Regions from separate parts of the Homo sapiens genome. Here region 2 is linked to region 1. Evidence: chromatin loops called from intact Hi-C (ENCODE). Cell type or tissue: CD4-positive, alpha-beta T cell. All regions are shown on one strand.

The links. Hi-C counts contacts between places; a loop is a spot of excess contacts. Peaks named below come from ENCODE experiments on the same cell type or tissue, not always from the same donor. Only the 100,000 strongest peaks of a DNase experiment are listed, where the experiment ranks them.
Region 2: it touches region 1 in a loop (22-fold over the local background); 22 of 110 quality-filtered maps call a loop at or near these places.

Annotation. Positions count from the first base shown.
Region 1 is chr11:77,773,225-77,781,224 of GRCh38, forward strand. The region is part of intron 1 of RSF1 (remodeling and spacing factor 1); the gene reads right to left. It also overlaps the pseudogene LOC124902804. Among named protein-coding and RNA genes, the nearest start is that of RSF1-IT1, 38 kb to the left of the region's middle. RefSeq lists a silencer at 6,816-7,016. In CD4-positive, alpha-beta T cell, no CTCF peak of the experiment used is centred here; a DNase peak (open chromatin) is centred at 3,437.
Region 2 is chr11:78,041,624-78,049,623 of GRCh38, forward strand. All of the region lies in intron 1 of NDUFC2-KCTD14 (NDUFC2-KCTD14 readthrough), which reads right to left. It also overlaps a transcript of KCTD14 not described here. Among named protein-coding and RNA genes, the nearest start is that of THRSP, 18 kb to the right of the region's middle. RefSeq lists a silencer at 4,616-4,855. In CD4-positive, alpha-beta T cell, CTCF peaks have their summits at 4,768 (motif pointing left) and 4,969; a DNase peak (open chromatin) is centred at 4,718; H3K4me3 peaks cover 372 bases.

The DNA.
Region 1 (8,000 bases):
TACATTATTTATTTAACGGTGGTAAAATATATTTACTGTGAAATTTGCCATTTTAATCATTTTTTTTTTTAGTGTACAATCAGTGGCGCCAATTACATGCCCAGCACTGCACAACCACCACACTATTTCCCAATCTATTCTTACAGTCAAAATTTTTGAAGCAGCCATTCCACTTCCAAACTGATTTCGGAAAATTTTAAATACAAAAAGCAGAGTCTGCTATAGTATATATGCTCAATGGGGGCAAACACTCGTTCTTGGAGGAAAAAAATCTAAATCTGGTCCTCTAAATCTAACTTAACCTTACCTGTCAAAATCTTATTCCTTTATATTTAATGTCTCTTCCTAGAGAAAAATTAATTTAAAATTAAATTATACTTTTCTCTTTAGTGGTGTGATAATTTTTAAAAATTCAAAAGCAAGTGTTGTTACTCAAAATGTAATATGCTATCATAGACAATGCCTAACCTACAAAGCGGCTCTATCCCACTGAAACCCACACAAAGCTGTAAACTGCCCAGTTACCCCTCAAAAACTAATTTTATCAATAATGTTCACTAGAATAGGAAAAATTATCTTGTAATTTTAATATTTAAAGCAGAAAAGGCAAGTACACTGGCTAAAAAAGTGTTTTAAATTTATCCCAAATGCTGATAATTAAGAGAAAACAATTGCTTAGATTTCTGGCCAAGATCAAGTGTAGTATCGGTTCTTATCAGTGTAATATCGACAACAACAACAAAAAAGAATACAGAACACATGAACTAAGTAAAACCAGGAAAGGAGAAAGAAAATAAAGGTAAGCTCTTTAACTTCTTTAGTCCTAATTATCTTTAAGTCTCAATTCCTAATTATCTATCTTCTATCTCTTCTTCTTTCTCTCTCACCCTTAGATGTAAGCTCCATAAGCACAGCCACCTGCCTTTTTCATCACTGTATTCCCAGCACCAAGCACAGTTCCTACTTAATGGTAGACACTCAATTATTTGATGAACTGGAACAGGGACAAGAAAATAAAAAGAGAATGAAAGCAACAGGGAGAGGGGGAGTAAGCAATGTAAAATATTTCTGCAGACAGCTAGAAAAGAGAGTTCCAGGTTGGGCGTGGTAGCTCACGCCTGTAATCCCAGCACTTTGGGAGGCCAGGGCAGGCAGATCACGAGGTCAGGAGTTCGAGACCAGCTAAAAAATACAAAAATTAGCCAGGCATGGTGGTGTGCACCTGTAGTCCCAGCTACTCGGGAGGCTGAGGCAGGAGAATCACTTGAACCCAGGAGGTGGAGGTTGCAGTGAACTGAGATTGCATCACTGCACTCCAGCCTGGCCACAGAGCGAGACTCTGTCTCAAAAAATAAATAAATAAATAAATAAATAAATAAATAAATAAATAAATAAAATAAAGAAAAGAGAGTTCCTAGGCCAGATGCTGCAGTGGCTCACGCCTGTAATCCCAGTACTTTGGAAGGCAGAGGCAGGCAGATCACCTGAGGTCAGGAGTTCAAGACCAGCCTGGCCAACATGGTGAAACCCTGCTTCTTTCTTTTTTTTCTTTTTTTTTTGAGACGGACTCTTGCACTGTCACCCCAGGCTGGTGTGCAATGGCATGATCTCGGCTTGCTGCAACCTCTGCTTCCCGGGTTCCAGTGATTCTCCTGCCTCAGCCTCCCGAGTAGCTAGGATTACAGGCGCCCGCCACCATGCCAGTATAATTTTTTGTATTTTTAGTACAGATGAGGTTTCACTATGTTGGCCAGGCTGGTCTCGAATCCTGACCTCATGATCTGCCCAACTCAGCCTCCCAAAGTGCTGGGATTACAGGCGTGAGCCACTGCGCCCGGCCGTGAAACCCTGTTTCTACTAAAAATACAAAAAAACTAGCTGGGCATGGTCGTGGGCACCTGTAATCCCAGCTACTCAGGAGGCTGAGACAGGAGAATCTCTTGAACCCGGGAGGCAGAGGTTGCAGTGAGCCAAGATTGCACCTTTGCATTCCAGCCTGGGGGACAACAGCGAGACTCCATCTCAAAAAAAAAAAAAACCCAAAACACAAACTGAAGAGAGTTCCCTGTAGGTGTGAAAGAGAAATTATCTGAATGAATATATTAATATGCAGGAAGTGATACAGAAGAGATGAAAAAGATGGCAAAGATGACTCTGGGTTGTTCAGAGCACTGTGGGAGCGAACAGGTGATATCACTAACCGAAGAGGGCTCATTGTTGTCTTTTCCCCGCTTTTCTCTCCCTTTTAAGGGGAGGAAAGGGAAAGGAGAATGCTCCCATGGACATCTGTATATAGGAGTAAATAACCAAGTCCATATGTTTAATTAAAGAAATACTTACACAGGCATATTCTAGTATCAGACCTCTATAAAACGCCAGGCTTCTATGCTCATCATGTATATTCCATAGGTATTTAAAACTTGAGCAGGGCCAGGTCCGGTGGTTCACACCTGTAATCCCAATGCTTTGGGAGGCTGAGGAAGGAGGATAGCTGGAAGCCAGAAGTTTAACATCAGCCTGGGAAATAGTGAGACCCTGTTTCTTTGTTTGTTTGTTTGTTTAAACACAGAGTCTTGCTCTGTTGTCTAGGCTGAAGTGCAGTGGCACGATCGGGGCTCACTGACTGCAGCCTCAAACTCCTAGGCTCAAGCAATCCTCCTACTCAGCTTTCTCATGTAACTGGGACCACAGGCATGTCCCACCATGCTTGACTAATTTTTAAATTTTTCTGTAGAGTCCAGGTTTCCTTACTATTGCCCAGGCTAGTCTTGATCTCCTGGACTCAAGTGATCCTCTGGGCTCAGCCTTCCAAAGTGCTGGGATTAACACTCAAAAAAGACGCTGGGCATGGTAGCATGTGCTTGTAGTCCTCCTTAGCTACTTGGGTTGCTGAGGGAGGAGGACTGCTGGAGCCCAGGACTTCAAGGCTGTAGTGAGTGATTGCACCAACTGCACTTCAGCCTGGGTGCCAAAGTGAGACCCTGTATCACTAAAAACAAACAAACAAAAACGGGGAAAAAACCTTCAACAGCATATTAGAAGATTCCTTTATGATTCAAAACCATAATTTTAGGTGTTACAACATCAGTTAGATGTTTCTTTTATAGAAAATTCTGCAGAACTATAAACTTATACTGTAAGAACTCCATTTCTTTGTGAAATTTATATTTTGTCTTTACTCCTTGCTAATAAGTGATCAGCTCATACCTTTTTTCAGTTAACATTCATTTGACAAGCAGAGGTACCTAGATGAGTAGCATACTATGTCATCTTATAGTTTCCTGAGATTTTGTCATAAAGCAGAACGAAATGAGCTCATTATAGTTTCTAGTTATTTCAATAAATTAGAAAATGTATATGATGTACTTTATATATCATAAAGCAATACCCAAGCCAAAGTTATCACTATTCACCAGCAGATGGTGATCATGTCTTACTTAAAGAAAAATTCTGACACCTTATTTGAGGGCTAGCCAGCCAATTGCTAAAAATGATCAATAAGCAAACTAGAGTATCTGAATAAAATGTTGGTGATTTTTAAGTACAATCAAATGGAACACCAGCAAACACAAGCAATAAAAAACAAGTTTAGAAGTCTGAAGACTTCTAAAGGAACTGTTTTCTCTATGTGAACATTTGCAAACTGGTAATTAAATAAAAAGGTAACAATGAATGTGTTTCTGGCAATCCTATATAGATTATTAAACCACTCATTCCACACTGAACTTCTTGAACTACAAATAGAAAAACTTCTACCCAGCAAAATGGTGACACTAAACCATTTTTTAAAAAAACAAACAAAAGGACAGACTAGTACAATAAAACCTCATGACCTCATCACCTCACTTAAACAATTATAAATAAATGAACAAGACTTTTTTTCTTCTCCAATGGATCATTTTAAAGCAAATTCTAGATATCATTATTTCATCCATAAATACTTCAGTGTGTATCTCTAAAAGATAAAATTGCCATAATACCATTATTACCTCTTTGAAAATAACCATAATACCATTATGATATTAACTATAATTATTTTTAAATAACCATATCATTATTACCACATTTTCAAAATTAGTAATCCCCGCCAGGCGAGGTGGCTCAGGCCTGTAATCCCAGCACTTTTGGAGGCTGCAGCGGGTGGATCCCCTGAGGTCAGGAGTTTGAGACCAGCCTGGTCAACATGGTGAAACCCTGTCGCTAATAAAAATATAAGAAATTAGCCAGGCGTGGTGGCGGGCGCCTGTAGTCTCAGCTACTTGGGAGGCTGAGGAAGGAGAATCGCTTGAACCTGGAAGGTGGAGGTTGTGGTGAGCCAAGATGGCACCATTGCACTCCAGCCTGGGCAACAAGAGCGAAACTCCGTCTCAAAATAAATAAAAAAATAAATAAATAAAGTAATACTTCCTTTTAAAGGTTCAGGAAAGCTGAGACCTTAATGACATTTTTAAAAGAGTTCCACCAAAAGAACTGAGTTGTGCTGAGTGAGGTGGCACACACCTGTAATCCTAGCTACTCGAGAGACTCAGACAGGAGGACTGCATCAACCCAGGAGTTCAAGACCAGTCTGGGCCACATAACAAGACCCTGTCTCAAACAAACAAACAAATGAACGAACAAACAAGCAAGCAAAATTATTCCATTGTATTGAAAAATTAACATCCTTACTACTCTTCATTGTTGGCAAAGAAGCATCATTATCTCAATACCTAGTTCTTATGTGCATAAAATCTAACCTAACAGAAAATAAGACAAACAGTATCTTAAACTTCAGGTATGGTGGCTCATGCCTGTAATCCCAGCAGGCTGAGGCATAAGGATGGCTTGAGACCAAGAGTTTGAGAGCAGCCTAGGCAATACAGGCAGATCCTGTCTTGGGAAGGGGAGGGGAGGAGGGGGAGAGGATGGGGAGGGGAGTGGAGGGGGGAGGGAAGGGGGAATGGAGGGGGAGTGGAGGGGAGGGGTGGGGGAGGGAAGGGGAGAGGATGGGGAGGGGAGGGGGTGGGGGAGGGAAGGGGAGAGCATGGGGGAGGGAAGGGGAGAGGATGGGGGAGGGGAGGGGAAAAAATACCTTCAGGCTTTAGAGAAAAACAATGTTCCTAGCGGTGTTTTACTAAGACTGGGTCCCTTGAAAACTCATAAAACATGAAATTAACAAGTATTTTCATTTATATGTGACACTGAACAAATCTTTTACACTGCTGTTGGTCTCAAACAATAATAATATAAGGTTATCAAACATGTGGAAACTTTTTTTAATCAACTATTACCATGTTAAGAGCATGATAAAGTCCCCTCTAACATATGCTCCCTCTTCTCTCTTTCTGAAAAAAGTTCTTGGCAAACTCTTGCACTCAAGTGATCTTCCTACCTCAGCCTACCAATTAGCTTGGACTATAGGCACACCACCACACTCAGCTAATTTTTAACAATTTTTAGCAGAGATGAGTCTCACTATGTTGCCCAGGACTAAATGGACTCTTCAGTCTTTGTCTTAATTTGGGAACATGTGACACTGTTGATCATATCTTCCTTCTTGAAACGTGGACATTCTGTGACATCACTTTTCTGATTTATCTTCTCTCTCTGTCCTTTTTTGGATTCCTTTGCAAGCCCTCTGTTTCTGGTCTATCCCTGAAAGCTAGTTATTTCCATTTTAGAATTTTCATTTCTTTAGTCCCTAAGTTATGTGATCCACCCTTTTGTTTCAATTTATCTTTTCATTCATTCATTTTTTGGAGACAGAGTCTCACTCTGTTGACCAGGCTGGAGTGCAGTGGTACTATCTCAGCTCACTGCAGCATCCACCTCCCAGGTTCAAGCGATCTCATGTCTGAGCCTCCCAAGTAGCTGGGATTACAGACATGCACCACCATGCCCAGCTAATTTTTGTATTTTTCGTAGAGACACGGTTTCACCATGTTGGCCAGGCTGGTCTCAAACTCCTGACCTCAGGTGATCCACCCACTTAGGCCTCCCAAAGGCCATTTATTTATTTTTAGAGACAGAGTCTCACTCTGTTACTCAGGCTGGAGTGAAGTGGTGTGATCATAGCTCACTGCAGCCTTCAACTCCTGAGCTCAAGCGATCCTACTGCCTTAGCCTCCCTAGTAGCTAGGACTATAGGCACACCACTATGCCTTGCTATTTCTAAAAAAAATTTTTTTTTTTTTTTGAGATGGAGTTTCACTCTTGTTGCCCAGGCTGGAGTGCAATGGCGCGATCTTGGCTCACTGCAACCTCCGCCTCCTGGGTTCAAGCCATTCTCCTGCCTCAGCCTCCCAAGTAGCTGGGATTACAGGCATGCGCCACCACGCCTGGCTAATTTTGTAGTTTTAGTAGAGATGGGGTTTCTCCATGTTGGTCAGGCTGGTCTCGAACTCTTGACCTCAGGTGATCTGCCCACCTCAGCCTGGGATTACAGGTGTGAACCACCACACCTGGCCTCTTAAAATTCTTTCTAGACACGGGCTGCTTAAATATACTATTGTCTTGCTGTGCTGGTTAAAGATTTGTTCAGGTAACAGAAAACCTTACTAGAGTGGCTTTACAAATAAAAGGTTAGTTTTTCTCATGTAATGAGAAGTCCAGAGTAATGAGTTGCCAGTTTTTGTTTACTGGCTCAACAAATCTGTCATACTGAACTTCTTGGAGTTCCCAAACATACCATGCTATTTCTAGCCTCTAGGGCTTAGCATGTACAGTTCCCTCTATTCTCACTCCATCCCCTCCCATCATGGGGTTCAATTTAGATGTTGCTTCCTTTGGAAATCATCTTTTTATCCCACTTAATCCAGACTAAGTGCCAATGCTGGGTGTTCCCAAATGATCCTAACTTGTACTTATGCATCACATTGTATCATAAATGCCTGTTTACTTAGCTCTATCCCACATTAAACAGGCCTATATCTTCAGCACCTAGGACAGTGGCTAGCACATACCATGCATTCCATAAAGACTTGTTCAATTCAATGGGTTTGGTCTTTAAAAAAACCAAGTAACTTTTTGATAAACATCAACTTCTAACCCAAGTAACTAACTGATTAGCAAACAATAATACATGTTTCTTGCTCATACTTAAAGAACCAAACAGAAAAAAGGAACAAATTTCTAAATCCATTAAGGAAACATGTAAAATAAAATATCTGTCTTCAGGATGTGCAATCAACCATTCCATGCCATCAACTTACAGGTGGACAAGCATAAACTGGCTTTTATGAAAACTGAAGTTTTAGGAAGTTTAGTGAGCTTGCTAATTAATAGATGACAAAAGGCAGGCTACCTAAGATAATAAAAAACAAAACAGAAGAGAGACTATGGGCCGGGTGCTGTGGCTCACACCTGTAATCCCAGCACTTTGGGAAGCCAAGGTGGGCGAATCACTGGAGGTCAGGAGTTTGAGACAAGCCTGGCCAACATGGTGAAACCTGTCTCTACTAAAAATACAAAAATTAGCCGCGTGTGGTGGCACATGCTGGTAGTCCCTGCTACTCGGGAGGCTGAAGCAGGAGAATGGCTTGAACCCAGGAAGCAGAAGTTGCAGTGAGCCAAGATCATGCCACTGCACTACAGCCTGGGTGACAGAGCGAGACTCCGTCTCAAAAAAAAAAAAAAAAAGAGACTATGACTAAATAAATGGTTCTCCCATGCTCCACTTTGCAGTCAGTCACCCCACTTCTGGCCTCAGGAAACCATTGATCTGTTTTCCATACTACAGATTTGCCTTTTGTAGAGTTTCATATAATACGAACTCTTTTTGTCTGGCTTTTTTGCTTCACATGATGTTTCTGAGATACACATTTTTTAACGTCAGTGTCCCTTTGTATGAATTTATAAAAATTTGGTCATCCAATCATTGGCTGATGAATGTTTGAATTGTCTTTTTTTTTTGAGAGAGAGAGAATCTCACTCTGTCACACAGGCTGGAGTGCAGTGGCTCGATTTCGGCTCATTGCAACCTTCACCTCCTGGGTTCATACAATTCTCCTGCCTCAGCCCCG
Region 2 (8,000 bases), 270 kb after region 1:
GCTATTTCACTCTATTAAATCTTGCAACTGCACTCTTCTGGTCCATGTTTGTTACGGCTCGAGCTGAGCTTTCGCTCACCATCCACCACTGCTGTTTGCCACTGACTCCCATCCCTCCGGATCTGGCAGGGTGTCCTCTGTGCTCCTGATCCAGCGAGACTCCCGTTGCCACTCCCAATCGTGCTAAAGGCTTGCCATTGTTCCTGCACAGCTAAGTGCCTTGGTTCATCCTAATCGAGCTGAACACTAGTCACTGGGTTCCACGGTTCTCTTCCGTGACCCACGGCTTCTACTAGAGCTATAACACTCACCGCATGGCCCAAGATTCCATTCCTTGGAATCCGTGAGGCCAAGAAAGGCTTGCCACCATCTTGGAAGTGGCCTGCCACCATCTTGGAAGTAGCTCGCCACCATCTTGGGAGCTCTGTGAGCAAGGACCCCTGGTAAAAAAAACCACCTTCACAAAATTATCACAGTGAGAGGAATCTGACATGGCTGACTCCATCTTGCTTCTGGTGTCACAGGCTGACTGTCTTTGCTCATTCCTGGGCATATGCCAAGCTAACTTTGGGAGAAATTTCGTTCATAGTTTAAATGATAATGGCTGGACACGGTGGCTTACTCCTGTAATCCCAGCACTTTGGGAGGCCAAGCGGGATGGATCACTTGAGGTCAGGAATTCCAGATCAGCCTTGTCAACATGGTGAAAACCCATCTCTATTAAAAATACAAGAATTAGCCAGGCGTGGTGGCGCATGTCTATAGTCCCAGCTACTCAGGAGCCTGAGGCACGAGAATTGCTTGAACCTGGGAGGCGGAGGTTGCAGTGAGCCAAGATCCCACCGCTACACTGCAGCCTAGGCAACAGAGTGAGACTATCTCAAAAAGAAAAAAAAAAATAGAAGAAAGAGAAAAGAAAAATCCCTAACCTATGCGCTTTGAACGAGATTGATTTGAGTAATAACTCCATCTCCTACGTGGCATGGCCACCTTCGTGTTGAAGCAGCATCATTGTCTGGGGTAAATATCTGAGGTTCATTGCCTCATGCCAAGGAAATCAAGGACACGGACTCACACAAGGAGTGAGTTTAAGAGAGAAGTTTAATAGGCAAGAGAAAGGGAAAAGTTCTCTCTCCTGCAGAGAGAAAGGCTCCCGAGTGGGTCTTCTGGTTCTGTGGTGAAATGCATGGGGTTTTCTAGACGAGTTTGAGGAGGTGGTGTCTGATTTACATAGGGCACAAAAGATTGGTCAGACCCGGTGTGCCATTTATATAGCTTGCGAAGAAGCTGGCCACCCCACCCTAATTTTTCATTATGCAAATGATTTCCCTACCTGGCCGGTGCCATGTTGCCTGCTTCTTTACTGCACACATGGTTGACAAAGACAAGGGAAGAGGGGCTGGGCACCGTGGCTCACACCTGTAATCCCTGCCTTGGCCTCCCAAAGTGCTGGGATTACAAGTGATCCACCTGCCTTGGCCTCCCAAAGTGCTGGGATTACAGGAGTGAGCCACCGCACTTGGCCTCTGTTACACTTTTAAATGCACACACCCTATGTTCCAGCAGCCCAACCCCTGGCATTTTCTTCTACCAAAATACTCTCATGTGTACTATGTAGTAAGATATTTGTTGCAATGTTGCTTGTATTATCCACAAAATAGGAATATACTCAATATCCATTCATTAGAATGGTTAGATAAAATGATGATGTCTCTTGCTATGGAATAACTGTCATCGCTAAAAAAGAATGAGGTATTCAGATAAACCAAAAGTAGGTTAGTAGTGCTAGGATGACAGGTGTGAGCCACTGCACCCAGCCTGTGTGTGCTTTTCGTATGAAACAATTAAACATACTCAATAAAACAAATACCATCCTTGCTTGCAAAGAGCTCAGAATCAAGTGAGGGGATAGACTGAGACAGAGGGAATGCCAACAGAATCCTTCGTGACAGGGCTGGCACAAGCACAGTGGAGGGGCCCCCTGAACCAGCTCGTGGGGTGTCAGGGAAGGCCTCCTGGAGCAGGTGACATTTTGACTCGGGTCTTCTAAGACCAAAAGGTGTTGGTCAAGTGGAGAAGCAGGGGCAGGATTCTTCTGGTGGAAGGTGAGGCAAAGTGGTGCAGCCCACATGCAGCTGACAGAGAAGGAAGGGTTTCACTCAGGGAACTGATGGCAGCTTTGTCTTGGGTGGATCCTCTGAGGAAGTCTCTTCTGGCTCGAGGTGACAGACACCCTGAATAGCTCTTAGGGAAAGTCTGGAAACTAATACAATGTAAATGAAGACTTTCCAGTAGGCTCAGAATTTCAGCTGAGGCCCCAAAGGCAGAAACAAGGCCAGAGTTGCTGATCCTAAAGTGAAGCTGGACCACCCACCTAGGATTCCCCAGAAGGGAGAACAGAGTTAAAACCCACCTCTTCACCTACTTCCTGACCACAAAGAGAGGCGACATCCCCAGAAGCTGGAGGGGAAATTTCTCTGGACAGAGTTGTCAACGTGCTCCCTCAGCCTGTTCCCCAGCCCACACCCCAAAACAGGGAGTAGAGGGCGCTGCTCTCCCTCACCTCTAACCAGGTGAGCGAGGCTTTAGGAGAACTATCTGGGGAGTCTTGGAGGTGGAGACTCTGGGGTCTGGAATCTGCCTGGCACCTAGCAGGGTGTGGAGGGGCTGCTAGGAAGGGGCTGCACTGCCAGCTGTGTGCTTCCTGTGACCCACATGTGGACCCCGCAGAAAAATCTTCCTGAAAAGGACCTGGTGGAAGAGAGCTTCTATCTAGGGGTGAGGGGACTCCGGCAGAATGAGACTGGAGGTGTGAGGAGGGTTGTAGTAGCTGAGGGGCAGTAAGTGAGTATAACCCCCAGTAGGTTCTTCCGCCCACTGCACAGACAAAACCAATTCACTGAGACCACGCAGCATTGTAATAAAGATATAGTTTAATTGCCACAAGGCCAGCCATGCCGCACAGGAGACGGAGTTATTTCTCAAATTGTTAGCAGTAGTGAATCTGTACGGGTCTGTAGTAACCTCCATTCTTGCCTCCTCAGAGGAAAGAATTAGTCGGAGGGGCATAAGGCAGAGGGAGTGACCAAGGCAAGTTTTAGAGCAGGAGTGAAAGTTTATTAAAAAGTTTTAGAGCAGGAACAAAAGGAAGTAAAGTACACTTGGAAGAGGACCAAGCAGGTGACTTGAGAGATCCTTGTCCGGTTTGACATTGGACTTGGAGCTTTACACCTTGGCATGCTTCCGGGGTTTTGCGCCTCCCCTCCCTTGATATTTCCTTGGTGTGGGCTGTCCACATGCACAGTGGCCTGCCAGCACTTGGGAGGGGCCCGCATGTGTAGTATGTTTACTGAAATTGTTCACATGCTCATTTCAGGCATTTTTCTCTTACCAGTCAAGTGTTCCTAGAGGAAGGTCACACACAAGTTAAGCTGTGCCATTTTGCCTCGTAGGTGTGAATGCTCAAGCCCACTCACCCAACTCCTGAGATCTTTTTTTGAGACAGGGTCTCACTTTGTCACCCAGGCTGGAGGGCAATGGCACAAACACAGCCCACTGCAGCCTTGACCTCCCAGGCTCAAGCAATCCTCTTGCCTCCGCCCTCAAGTAGCTGGGACTACCAACACATGTCACCACGCCCAGCTAATTTTTTTGTATTTTTTGTAGAGACAAGGTTTGCCATGTTGCCCAGAGTGGTCTTGAACTCCTGAGCTCAAGCAATTGCCTGCCTTGGCCTCCCAAAGTACCAGTCTTAGGTTCTACGATAGTGATGTTATCTGCAGGAGTAATTGGGGAAGTTGCATATCTTCCCTCTGCCTCTGGAATAATGGTTGGCAATCGTTTATGTCTGCACCTTAGCAGAACTCAGGCTCAACATCCTCCTGACCTGGTTGGTCTTTCATTAGCTTTACAAAGGCAGTTGAGTTTTGGAGAAGGGCTGCTATCATTTAAACTATAAACTAAATGTCTTCCAAAGTTAGCTTGGCCTAAACCCAGGAGTGACCAAAGGCAGTTTGGAGGTTAAAGGCAAGATGAGGGTTGGTTAGATCAGATGTCTTTTGCGGCCCTAATTTTCTCACTGTTATAGTTTTTTCAAAGGCAGTTTCATAAGCAGCCCTGGGGGAGACAGCCCCTCTTTATAAGGGTACTACTGAGGAGAGATGTGAGGGTTTTCATAACGCCCGTCAAAGTGCTCCCAAAAGCCCAGAGTACTCAGGTCCTCCTCAGACGTTGCTGCCCCTACCGCTTCTCCCCCACCCCACCCAGGAAGAGTCCGAGGCAGCCTGTGTAGGGGCAGGAGGAGCAGAAGAGCTGGGTGAGGACGCAGGGAGGCTGCCGGTCCTCTCCCCAGTCAGCAGGTGTCCCAGTTAGAGGCAGCCTCAGGAGGGGAGCGTTTGCCAGAATAATGGCCTGCACTTAGACACAAGCTGGAATTACCTGACAGTAAACCGGGGAGGACTCCGAGAAAAGCGAGTGATCTGCCGAGATTTCCCCCAGAAACAGCAAAAAAGGAGTCCACAGAATCAGTTCGCAAGGGCAGGAGCAGGAAAGAAAGAGATCGGCTCAGTGCTTTTCCCTGCTAAGTCAAGCCCCTTTAGTAAACCAGCTACAGAACATCGACGCTGTCTATGTGGTGAGGGTGTCTTGGAAAGATGAGAGGATTTGACAATTGTGAGCCGGAAAGCTCGCGTGTTGGCGGGAGGCCAGGGTCCCCGCCACTCCAGGCCTGGGCCTGCCCGGCAGCGCCCTCTGCTGGCCGGAGCCGCGACGGCGGGGGCCCCGCCTGAACCGGAGCCCTGAGCCTGGGGCTGGGAGTCCAACCTTCCCAGAGTTTGCAGTTCTTTGGGGACAGGCATACATGCATGGATTGAGCCACCCACGATAAGAGGCGCACCTTGCAATGAGAGGAGAGCCTATCCTAAAGGGGAAGGGGGCTGATCTGGCGAAAATGTCAGCGCGGGGGCTGAGGCTGGACTTAAGGGGGCGAGGTTAGGAAGAGGTGAGCAAAGATTTGGAAGTTATGGTGGAGTTTGGGAGAGAGTGCAGGCATGCTGGAGAATCATCAGTATATATGTATGTATGTATCTTGCTATTTCATGCCTCTGAACTTTTGCTGAGGCTTGCATTTATTCCTAGAAAACATTTCTCACTTTTCCTTTTCTGTTGTTATAAGTACTTAATCTATTCAAAAATATTAGATGATGAATATATAAATATTCATGTAGCCATTACTAAGCTTGGGAAATAAGACCTAATGAATATAAAGTACTCATGTACGCTTCCTTTTTTCCCCTCCCTCCACCCAGATGGCTCCTTCAATTTGCTTTTTCATTCCAACGTTTAAGTTTGTGTTTACTACCTGTGTAGGTATAAAGAATATACAGATACATGAAATCATAATTTTGGGGGTTTTTTTGAGACAGCGCATTGCTCTGTAGCCCAGGCTGGAGTGCTGTGGCAATGATCACGGCTAACTGCAGCCTTGACCTCCTGGGCACAAGCAATCCTCCTGCCTCAGCCTCTTGAGTAGCTGGGACCATAGGCGCATGCCACCACACCCAGCTAACTTAAATTTTTTGTAGAGATGGGGTCTCTTTATGCTGCCCAGGTTGCAAAAATATTTTTTAGTAGAGATGGGGCCTCTCACTATGTCACCCATCTTGGTGTCAGACTCGTGGCCTCAAGCAATCCTCCTACCCAGGCCTCCCAAAGTGCTAGGATTACAGCCCACCATACCCAGCCAGAAAAATTTTAATAGGTATATATTTTATTAAATATACTATATCCTGGCCAGGCACGGTGGCTCATGGCTGTAATCCTAGCACTTTTGGAGGCTGAGGTAGGGGCATCACTTGAGGCCAGGAGTTCAAGACCAGCCTGGACAATGTGACGAAACTTATATTTCTTTTTTTTTTTTTTTTTTTGAGACAGAGTCTCGCTCTGTTGCCCAGGCTGGAGTGCAGTGGCACAATCTCAGCTCACTGCAAGCTCCGCCTCCTGGGTTCACGCCATTCTCCTGCCTCAACCTCCCGAGTAGCTAAGACTACAGGCGCCTGCCACCACACCTGGCTAATTTTTTGTATTTTTAGTAGAGACGGGGTTTCACGATGTTAGCCAGGATGGTCTCGATCTTCTGACCTCATGATCCACCTGCCTCGGCCTCCCAAAGTGCTGGGATTACAGGCGTGAGCCACTGTGCCCAGCCAAATTATATTTCTTGTCTCTACAAGAAATAAAAAAATTAGCTGGACTTGGTGGCACATGCCGGTAGTCCCAGCTACTCGGGAAGGCTGAGGTGGGAGAATCCTTTGAGCCTGGGAAGTTGAGGCTACAGCAAGCCGTGATTATGCCACTGTACTCCAGCCTGGGTGACAGAGTGAGATCTTGACTCAAAAAAAACAAAACAGGCCAGGTGCAGTGGCTCATGACTATAATCCCAACACTTTGGGAGGCCGAGGCAGGCAGATCACCTGAGGTCAGGAGTTCCAGACCAGCCTGACCAACATGGTGAAACCCCGTCTCTACTAAAAATACAAAAATTAGCTGGGTGTGATGGCTCACGCCTGTAATCCTAGCTACTCGGGAGGCTGAGGCAGGAGAATCACTTGAACCTAGGAGGCAGAGGTTGCAGTGAGCTGAGATTGCACCACTGCACTCCAGCCTGGGCGACAGAGTGAGACTCCGTTTCAAAACCAAAAACAAACAAAAAAATAAAATAATAAAATAAAAACAAAACAAAAATACAAGGCACCAAAGCAATGTAACAGGCGCCTGCAGTCTGAGCTAATGAGGAAGCTGAAGTGGGAGGATGGTTTGAGCCTTGGAGCTCGAGACCGGCCTAGGCAACATCGCGAGACTTCATCTCAAAAAAGAAAGAAAAAAAATACCATGGCATATAAAAACAAAATTGAAAGGGATGAGTGTAATAGGCACAATAATGGCCCCCAAAGATGCCACCTTCCTAATTCCTGAACCTGTAAATGTTAGGTTACATGGCAAAGGGAAATTAAGGGGGCAGATGGAGTTAAGATTGCTAATCAGCTGACCTTAAGATGGAAAGATTATCCTGAATTATCCAGCAGTACCCAATGTAACTGGAAGAGGGAGAACCAGAGAGGCAGCATGAAAAGGTGTTCCTGGCTTTGAACACAGAGGAAAAGATTACAAGCCAAAGAGTGCGGGCAGCCTCTAGGAGCCAGAAAAGACAAGGAACGAATTCTCCCCAGAGCCTCCAGAAAGGAGGGCAGCCCTGCTGACCCCTTGATTTTACGCTGGTGAGACCCATGTTGGACTTCTGACCTCCAGGATTATAAGGTAATAAGTGTCTGTTGCTTTAAGCCCCTAGGTTTGTGTTCATCTGTTACAACAGCAATACAAAATTAATACAAGGAGCGTGACCGGCAGCGAATCCGTATGGGTCTGCCGCAACCTCAGTTCTTGCCTCCTCAGCAGAAAGAATTCGACTGAGGCACATAAGGCAGAAGGAGAAACCGAGACAAGTCTTAGAGCAGGAGTGAAAGTTTATTAAAAGCTTTAGAGCAGGAAAGGAAAGAAAGTACACTTGGGGCTGAGTGTGGTTGCTCACGCCTGTAATCCCAGCACTTTGGGAGGCTGAAGCGGGTAGATCACGTGAGGTTAGGAGTTCAAGACCAACCTGGCCAACATAGTGAAACCCAGTCTCTAATAAAAACACAAAAATCAACCGGGTGTGGTGGCATGTGCCTGTAATCCCAGCTACTCGGGAGGCTGAGGCAGGATAATCGCCTGAACCTAGGAGGCAGAGGTTGCAGTGAGCCGAGATCGTGCCACTGTACTCCAGCCTGGGTGACAGAGCGAAACTCTGTTGCAAAAAAAAAAAAAAAAAAAAAAGAAAGTACACTTGGAAGAGGGTCAAGCCAATGACTTGAAAGCCAAGCCAAGTGCACTGTTTAACCTTTTGACTTGGGGATTTATACATTGGCAAACTTCTGGGGTCTTGTGTCCCTTCTCCCCCTATTCTT